Linked DNA regions of Homo sapiens: region 2 is linked to region 1. A link is an interaction called in ENCODE POLR2A ChIA-PET data of the cell type or tissue named here. Cell type or tissue: GM12878. All regions are shown on one strand. Links, peaks and the distances in the headings refer to the core of each region. The heading gives the core; the rest is flanking DNA. Region 1 overlaps RTL9 (retrotransposon Gag like 9). Region 2 overlaps TMEM164 (transmembrane protein 164).

The links. ChIA-PET counts read pairs that join two places held together with the same protein. Peaks named below come from ENCODE experiments on the same cell type or tissue, not always from the same donor. Only the 100,000 strongest peaks of a DNase experiment are listed, where the experiment ranks them.
Region 2: POLR2A ChIA-PET joins it to region 1 with 5 read pairs; 1 of 35 experiments calls an interaction of 5 or more read pairs at or near these places.

Annotation. Positions count from the first base shown.
Region 1 is chrX:110,412,539-110,416,939 of GRCh38, reverse strand. All of the region lies in intron 1 of RTL9 (retrotransposon Gag like 9), which reads right to left. It also overlaps a transcript of AMMECR1 not described here. Among named protein-coding and RNA genes, the nearest start is that of RTL9, 56 kb to the right of the region's middle. In GM12878, for the core only: a CTCF peak has its summit at 3,611 (motif pointing right); a DNase peak (open chromatin) is centred at 2,039.
Region 2 is chrX:110,041,673-110,046,073 of GRCh38, reverse strand. The region is part of intron 2 of TMEM164 (transmembrane protein 164); the gene reads right to left. Among named protein-coding and RNA genes, the nearest start is that of MIR652, 11 kb to the left of the region's middle. In GM12878, for the core only: no CTCF peak of the experiment used is centred there; a DNase peak (open chromatin) is centred at 2,404; H3K4me3 peaks cover 695 bases; H3K27ac peaks cover 472 bases.

The DNA of each region.
Region 1 (4,401 bases), core at 186-4,185:
GGGAGAAAGCTTCCTCTTCCTTTAGCAAAGATAGTGATACAGACATTCAGAGAGGTTCAGCTCTGAAATCATAAGGCCAGGATTTGAAGCTGAGTTCACTGGCACCATGGGCATGCTCTAACCACTGGGCCACCTTGCCTCTAAGCTAGTCTTGCTATAGAAGGACAGGAGTATGTTTTCACCCTTCCCACCAACCCCACAGGACGCTTAGAAGCAGAGCGTATGGCTTTAATGGTGGAAAATACTTTAAAAAGTACAAATCTGTTACAAAACTACAAAAAGAGGCCCATGTCTTCAGTGTTTCTGAGCCAGAGCTATGCAGACAGGGCACAGGGGGTAGCATGCTAACCAGCACAGAGTCAAGGTAATGGGCCACACACCTGAACATGGCCACTTGGATTGTAACTCTAGCTCTGTCACATGCTAGCCTGAGTGACCCCGGGCAAGTGATTCAACACCCCTGTGCCTCCATTTTCCCACCTGTCATATGATATTAATAATAGTACCTCCTCACAGGGTTGTCTATGAGAAGTAAATAATCTAACATTTTTAAAGCAGTTACCATGTGCCCGGGACATGGTAAACATTAAACAACGGTTCGTTAAATCAAAATAAATACATACCTCTGTCCCTTTGTAGCCAGACTAGTCTAGAGGCACTGTTGCCAAATGGTTAGTGTGTGCCCATGGAACCAGCTGAACTCGGCTTCAAATCCTGGTCTCATGATTTCAGAGCTGAGCCTCTATGAAACTCAGTTTGACCATCTCTACCATGAGAACAATAACAGTCCCTTACCCACAGGCTGTTGAGAGTTTTAAATGAGATATCTCCAAAGTCCAGAACACAGTGCCTTGCCACGGCAGAGTGAGTAAGCACCCAATTAAGGCAGAGTGTTAATCATCTGAGTCTGCTTCCCATTTTTTTTTTTTTTTTGCCTCTTCTGGGTTAAGTTAACCCACGATATATAGTTTTGGAAGTCTTGCAGCAGTAAAGGGAACAATTTCATCATTTTGCCAATGAAATTCCTAAACATTTTATTCAAGAGCCAGAAAAGGCAAACATTTTTGGTCATTTCTAAATCAATGAAGCATGGACAATCAGTTTCCCCACTCAGCAAACCTGACTCCCAAAGCTATAGAAGTCACTTTGCAGGACAAAATTGAAGGAATGAGTATTTTACTGCAAACAAAAGCCATCTTTGTTTGCGGCCCAGCTTTGGGAGAAAAGAAATACCTCAACCCAGGAGCTTGGAAAATTCTTGAAAGTTATCTTTTTATTCCAGCAAATCCAACGTAATTGGCAAGATTCCTGACCATGCAAACCTGAGTCAGAATGAGTCGCCTTTACCCACCCATCTCCCCACAGCACCCAGAACCCAGCAGAGTACACTGGGCATCAATACATATTGGTTGTCGATTCCTCCATGGGAGCCCCAAATTCCATTTCTACAATGTCTGCTACATTGCCAAAACAATCCAAAAGCAGCACTAAAGAACATTTTGAAAATGGGGAAAAAAGCATCCATCACTCACCACTCTAACACAACTCTTAGTTTTGTGTGGAAAGTTCTCTTCCAGTCTTTATCCATGTGCAGACATATTTTTATAGCACTGTAGTCATAGGGAAAAACTGCAGCAGCTTCAGCCAAGAATCAGATACCATACAGCTCATGTCACTAAACTTTCCAAGTGAGAGCTTTTTCTTCTCTCATTCACTCTATTCATTCATTAATTCAGTCATTCAACAAACATAGATTTAACCATGGCTCTGGTGCTACGGCCCTGGGGAGTACAGAGATGACTAAGGCACAATCCCAGTTCTCAAGATGCTTCCAGTTTAATGGGGGAAACAGAGAAGACAGCAGGAAATTATAACACACTGGGATAAACATGAATGCTGTGAAAGCACAGAAGAGGAGCATTTAAAGTGGGCAGGAAAGGGTGTGGAGGATGGGGAGGCAGAGAATATATATATATATGCTTTCTTCTTTCTTCAGAAGAAAGCAAGGTGTCATCAGGTGGCCAAAAATAGTACTGTGTGACTGCATGGGCAAGTGGTAGTGGATGCAGTGAGAAAGGAAGGACAGGGCCAAATCATTAAGATCAAAGGTTTCTGTTTCATTCTGAAGACTGAGGGGAAGCTCTGGAAGGACTTTAAGCAGAGTAGTAGCACTGTCAGATGTGCATTTTAGAAAGATTGTCCCAGCAACAGAATGGAAGGTAGATTGTAGGGCATGAGATAGGTAACAGGGGACCCATTTATCAGCTTGTCACAATAATTCATCAAGATAAGGAAGGTCTAAACGAATGAGATGGCTTCTCCACATACAAATTGTGTCACGTTAGTGAGTGACTTAACCTGTCTGTGCCTCAGCTTCCTCCTCTGTAAAGCAAAAATAACAAGAGTATTGCCCTTGCAGGGCTGCTGGCAGGATTAAATGAAACACTGCATGCAAAGCACCTGGCACAGTGGCTGGTACCTAGAAGACACTCGATACATATCACTTCCCCTTTCCCCTCATCCTTTTTCCTCCACTTCACCCTTTCTTAAAGGCTGGCATGGTATGGAGCATGGAAGTGGCCAAAGCAGACTCTAACCCAGACAGTCTGACTCCAGAGGGCAGTGGAGAAAGTTTGCAAGTGCTATTGTCAGGACAGTTACTTAGAAGGATTGTTTAGCTGAGTTGAGGGCCCCGCTGAGGTTGGAAACTATGACTTTCTGGTGGGACTAACCAACAAAGTGATGGGATTTTCTCCAGCAATGTTCCTCCATCTGGGCATAAGCACAGAGGAGGAAACTGTCAGTTAAATTTATCCAGACTTAGGATTTTGCCTCATGGATGCAGCAGAAAGACACAGGGCAAGGGAATTGGGGATATACGCAAGATTCTGAAAGCAAACAGACCTGACTTCAAATCTCATCTCTGCTGTGGGACTTTGGGTAAGTCACTCAACCTCTCTGAGCCTCAGTCACCTCATTAAAAGGAAAACCACAATAGTATCTTCCTCATAAAGTTATTGTGAGGATAACATGAGATTACTGAAATGATGTCATAAGATGGGTAGTATATGCCTGGCACATACATATTAGTTGTTATTCTTATCATCATCATCATCATGTTCCAGGATGGAGAGGGAAGGTAGTAAGGTGAAAGGGGCTGATGGGATGGAAGAAATGGATGGAGGGGGCTCAAAAAACTGGAGAGCCTCCTGAGGTAAAAAGAAGAGCGTTGAGGCCAGCCAGCAAGGTGTAGATGGTAGGGGGTTCTGACTGATGATGAAGCATGGTAAGGCTAGGATGAGAGTGTGTCCTGTACATGGATCACGGATGTCCAACTCACCCAGAATGATGTCAGGACTTGGGGTGGAGAAGAAGACAATGAGCCAGATGTCGAACTCTTCGTTGAATGTGGGGGTGGGGGGGGGTTGACCAGGAGGGGATGGTTATAAAGAAGCGTCAACGAGGAGAGAAGTAGCCAGATGGCATGAGAAGGAGGAGTTCTTGGCTGAGGACGGAGGACTAACAGCCTGGAAGCAAACAGGGGAAGCTAGAGCACAGACCCCACCTCCCAGCCCTAGGGTGCCTGTAGTGTGGGAGTGTGGACAGTGTCCACTAGAGGGCGCTGGTGGCAAAGCCGTGAGATCCGCCGTGGAGACTCAGGTTTCAGCACTTCCAGGCCCGGAGGTAGACAATAGTGCTCTGTAAAATTTATCCAGGGTGTAGGGGGAATTGTTTACTGCAAGGTGGGGGCTTCCAGAGGGTACTGAGAAGAGTGAGAGAGGGCGGTAGTGGGGAGGTGGATGAGTCGGGGTGGCAGGGATGGGAGCACTGAGCAGTATGAGGATGGTATGGGAGAGGACAGATGACGAGCAGGGAGGCTTAACGTTTGGGCTGTGGCCAAGAACTGGGGGATGTGAAGCCTGGTGGGATTAACTGTCCTCGGAATTCCAAACGGAGCTTTTTTTTCCCTTTACATCTTTTGTTTATTATAAAAGTAGCACATGCTAGTTTCAAACAACTCTAATTATTGCTCAAGGGAAAATCTACCTCTCCTATTCTACTCCCCAGTGTTGACAGTCTGTCTATCCTTCCAGTCTTTTCCTGTATGTGTAACATATAATACCCTTAACAAAAATCAGATCCTACTATACTTACTCTTCTGCAACTTGCTTTTATCACAATACTATATTGGAGATATCATTGCACATCAGTATTTAAAGATCTAGCTTGTCTTTATTTGTGGCTACATCGTCATTGTCATCATTATACTAGTAGTTGGAATAGTAATGTGTAGCAATTATTAAATGCTCTGTGCCAGGTCCTATCTGAATATTTCATATGAATTATCTCATTTACTCTTCACAACTTCATGAATTGTTACTTTTCCCATTTTACAGATGA
Region 2 (4,401 bases), core at 299-4,298, 370 kb after region 1:
ACTCAACCCAGAAGTCGATTGTAAAGGTAGGAGCCTAGATCTGGTCTGATAATTTCCATTGTGGGAAAACAGAGTCTCATTCAAGCTGGCTCAAGAAAAGGGAGGTTTGTGGAAAGAATACAGGTATCCCATTTGAATCCTAGGGTAGGATAAAGCTGGGCCTCAGGAGAACTGGAAAGTGGTTCTGGGTTCATGGTGTCTGTAGGAAACAGCTCTTCTGTCTCTCAAGGCATCTCTGTTCCTCCCTTGCAAGGTCCCTCTGTTTGCTCATGGTTTCTGTCCCTTCAAAAAACTAGCTAGGACATGAACTGTCATGACTGCTCCACTCCCCATCATCTTTTGGCTCTTTTCCGTTACAAACTGCCTTAGGCTCTCAGCTTCCCAATTCTAATTTCCTAAGAGAGGAATACAAAAGGCCCAGCTCTCAGCTCGTCAAGCCCATGTTACCTGCTAGGTGACAGATGGGCTGTCTTGGTGACAGGTGGCCACTCAGTCCAATCAACCTAAGCCAGGGAGGCAGGGTCTCTGGCACAGTTCATGGCTGCTGGCACCTAGCACAGCTGGCACAGAGTGGTTTGTCTGAGATATGGACCAGAAGGCATAGTAAAATACATACGATACAAACCTGATCCTTAGCATGTAATTTGAAAGATAATGACATGTCCATTCATGAGCTTCAAACACCCATAATCTTTCTTATAAAGGATAGTACCTGACCCCAACCCTAAAAACTTAGCCCCCTTTACCCCCATTAAATTAACTTCTTTAAACTGGTAAAAGAATCTAAATATGTCATATTACAGAGGAAACACCATTCTGCCAGCTCCCTGGGGTAAAGAGGGAAGGATAAGAGAGTGTAAGGCAGACAAATCCTGATAAACTGATACCACTGGCCTTTAGCCCATCTCTCTGCAAGCGTTCAGTCAGTTTGCTTTACACCCTATGATCATCTTATCCTCCTCTAAGTTTCTCCAAGTGCCATGTGAGGTCAGTGTTCAATGTTAACTAGAACAAGGCAAGCAGCATCACAAACCAACAGATGGCAATTGAGAGCTTATCATTCTTGGATTATTTCATTCCCTGGAGTGATACATGCCAGAGAGTAAAGCAAGCTATTTTGACAGCAACCTAATAACAGCTGTCTTCTTCCACTTCTTGGCTAACTCATCCCCCAGATAGCCTTCTTTTCTCTTATCAATTCCCTGTTGCAACAATAATAAATGCCACACCTGATGGAGTCATTAGGCACTTTCCTAGTGACAAGTGCCTAGGACAGAGGAGAAAACAAAGAAACACTGACAACCACTGAAAACTGACATATCAGGCCAGGCATGTCAGCTCATGCCTGTAAGTCCAGCACTTTGGGAGGCCAAGGCAGGACGATCATGTGAGCCCAGGAGTTCCAAAATAGCCTGGGCAATATAGTGAGACCCCATCTGTAGAAAAAAAGTAAAAAAAAAAAAAAAAAAAAAAAAAAAAAGCAAGGAATGGTGGCAGTCCCCGCTACTCAGGAGGCTGTGGTGGGAGGATTGCTTCAGCCTAGGAGTTCATGGTTGCAGTGAGCTATGATCACGCCACTGCACTCCAGCCTGGGTGACAGAACAAGACCTTGTCTCAAAAACAAACAACAACAACAACAAAAAAAAAACCTGACAGATTATCACAGCAAGAAAACATGATGGTGGCCATCTCTCAAGATGAGGAACAGATGAGGGGAAATTAAAAGGTTGTATTTCCTGGAAAACAATGTTTCCCAAACTCAAAGCAGGGCCTACTGGAGATTAAGAAAGATTCCAAATAGAGTTTCAAAGACCAGGGCTGTAAAGCCCTAAAGACATGTGAAGGAATTTGATATGTAGTCTTATCTCTCAATTATCCCTGACTAGCTTAGTTTGAGTTTTCCTGTAACTCTTCCCAGTGCTCATGGATTTTCGTCTTATGGTTTCAGGTAAGTTATAGTAGCCTCTGGGGGGAGAAATGGAAAGTATAGTGCCTCTATTGTTGGTACCCAACAGTAGTTTTCAACCTTTTTGTCCCATGTGCCACCTATCATCACTTCTTCAAAATAGCCCTTCAAAATCCCTTACATTTCCTTCACACAAGGGATATTATGTAGCTGTTAAAATGAATGAAGCAAAGCTGTTAAAATGAATAAAGTAGAGCTATACACACTGGCATGGAAAATAGCCTAACTATATTATCAAGTGAAAAGAGACTCAGATTATAAGGAATCATCCCATTGTTATTTTAAAAAAAATGTGTAAAGAAAAAGCTCTGAAAGAATAAATGCTAGTTGTTAATAATGATTATCTCTGGCAGATGGGTTTATGGGGGACTTTCACTTTCTATTTTTGCCATTTCTCGCTTGCTTAAATTTTTCTTACAACACATGCTTTTTTTGCAACGAGGAAAAGGATATTTTTAACCCCTTACAGTTCTTTGATATGTGGTACCACCACAGCTTTAGTTTTCAATTCCAATTTGAACAGGATTTAGAGAGGCTGGAGGGTACAAAGTAACACAGAAGCATCCCTGGGGTTAGAAGAAAGTAGTCTACTCTGTTTATAGTAGTCAACATTCAGTAAGTAAATTCCACTAATGGGATAGAAGACAGTGCAGTAAAGAGATCAAACACATGGGCTTTGGAGTCTGACTTCAAGTCCCAGCCTACTACTAACTTATTCTACATTTCCTCCTCTATTTACTAATAATATCTATTAATACTTGGAGCACATCTAGCATATGATGTGCTCAACAAATAATTATTCTTGCTTTTATTGAAGGAGCTAAAGTGTTGTAATTGAAAATTATTTAGTTATGTCTAATTTAATTTAAATAGTTTCAGTGTAGACACTGTGATAAATATGCCTCTGTGTTAGTTTTATTCTACACCATAGGGTGGTGAGTTAACATTCTGTTGCATGCTGGAAGCCCAATAGCACTGGCTAGAAAGAGTTGATTGTGTACATCTCTTCCCAACTCCTTTGCTACCTTAGTGAGGGGTCAGACTGGTAGCTTGGAATTGACCATGGAAATTGGCAAATGCCATAAATCAGAGCTTTAAACATTTACCACACACCATTGTTAACATCTGAAGACCCCTAATTGAGAATACAAACTCCAGGGGTGATATTAGTTAGCAACTGAAATTTCTAATCAAAGCCTACAATCAAGAATTCCTGCAACTCAGCAACAAAAACCCAGTTTTTTCAAAAAATGGGCAAAGAACTTGAACAAACATTTCTCCAAAGAAGATATACAAATGGCTAATAAGCACATGAAATAAACTTCAACATCATTAGTCATCAGGGAAATGCAAAACAAAACCACAATGATATACCACTTCATACTGCTAGGATGGCTATAATTTTAAAAATAGAAAATAACAAGTGCTGGTGAGGATATGTAGAAATTGGAACCCTTGTACATTACTGGTGGGAATGTAAAGTGGCCAGTTGCTGTGGAAAACAGTTTGGCAGTTCCTCAAAAAGCTAAACATAGAATTACCATATGACCCAGCAATTCCACTCCTAGGTATATACATACCCAAAAGAACTGAAAACAAGGACTCAAACAAATACTTGTATGCTAACATTCACTGCAGCATTATTCACAATAGCCAAAAGGTAGAAACAACCTAAATGTCCACTGACAGATAAATAAAATGTGATCTATACATACAATATAATATTACTCACCCTTAAAAAAGGAACAAAGTTCTGATACATGCTACAACCTTGAAAACATTTTGCTAAGTAAAACAAGCCAGACATAAAAGGACAAATATTATATGATTCCACCGATAACAGGTTCCTAGAATAGGCACATTTATAGAGACAGAAAGTAGAACAGTGGTTACCAGGGCCTGGGGAAGGTAAGAATTGGAAGTTATTGCTTAATGTGTACAGAGCTGCTGTTTGGTGTGATTTAAAAAAAAAAAAAAGTGCTAGAAATAGGAGTGGTGGTTGCATAACATCCCAAATGAAATTAATGCTACCGAAGTGTACACTTAAATATGCTTAAAATGGCAAATTTTGTATGTTATATGTATATATTTAACTAATTTTTTTAAATGTAGTATATGAAAACCACTGAATTACACACTTTAAGTAGGTGAATTTTATGGTATATGAATTACATCTCAGTAAAGCTGCTCTTAAAAAATCCCACAATCAAGGCACAGCGGAATCTTTGGGGGTGGTGGAAATATTCTCTATCTTGACTGGAGTGTTCATAGAACTGTATGCATTTGTCAAAACTCACAGAACTGTACCATTAGAAGGGTGAATTTTACTGTATGTTAAATATACCTTAACTTTTTTCTAATGGGGAAAAAAGTCACACTTACATGCCTCAGCTCTGAAGTACTTCTGATCGTTTGTTCGTTACAACAATGGATAC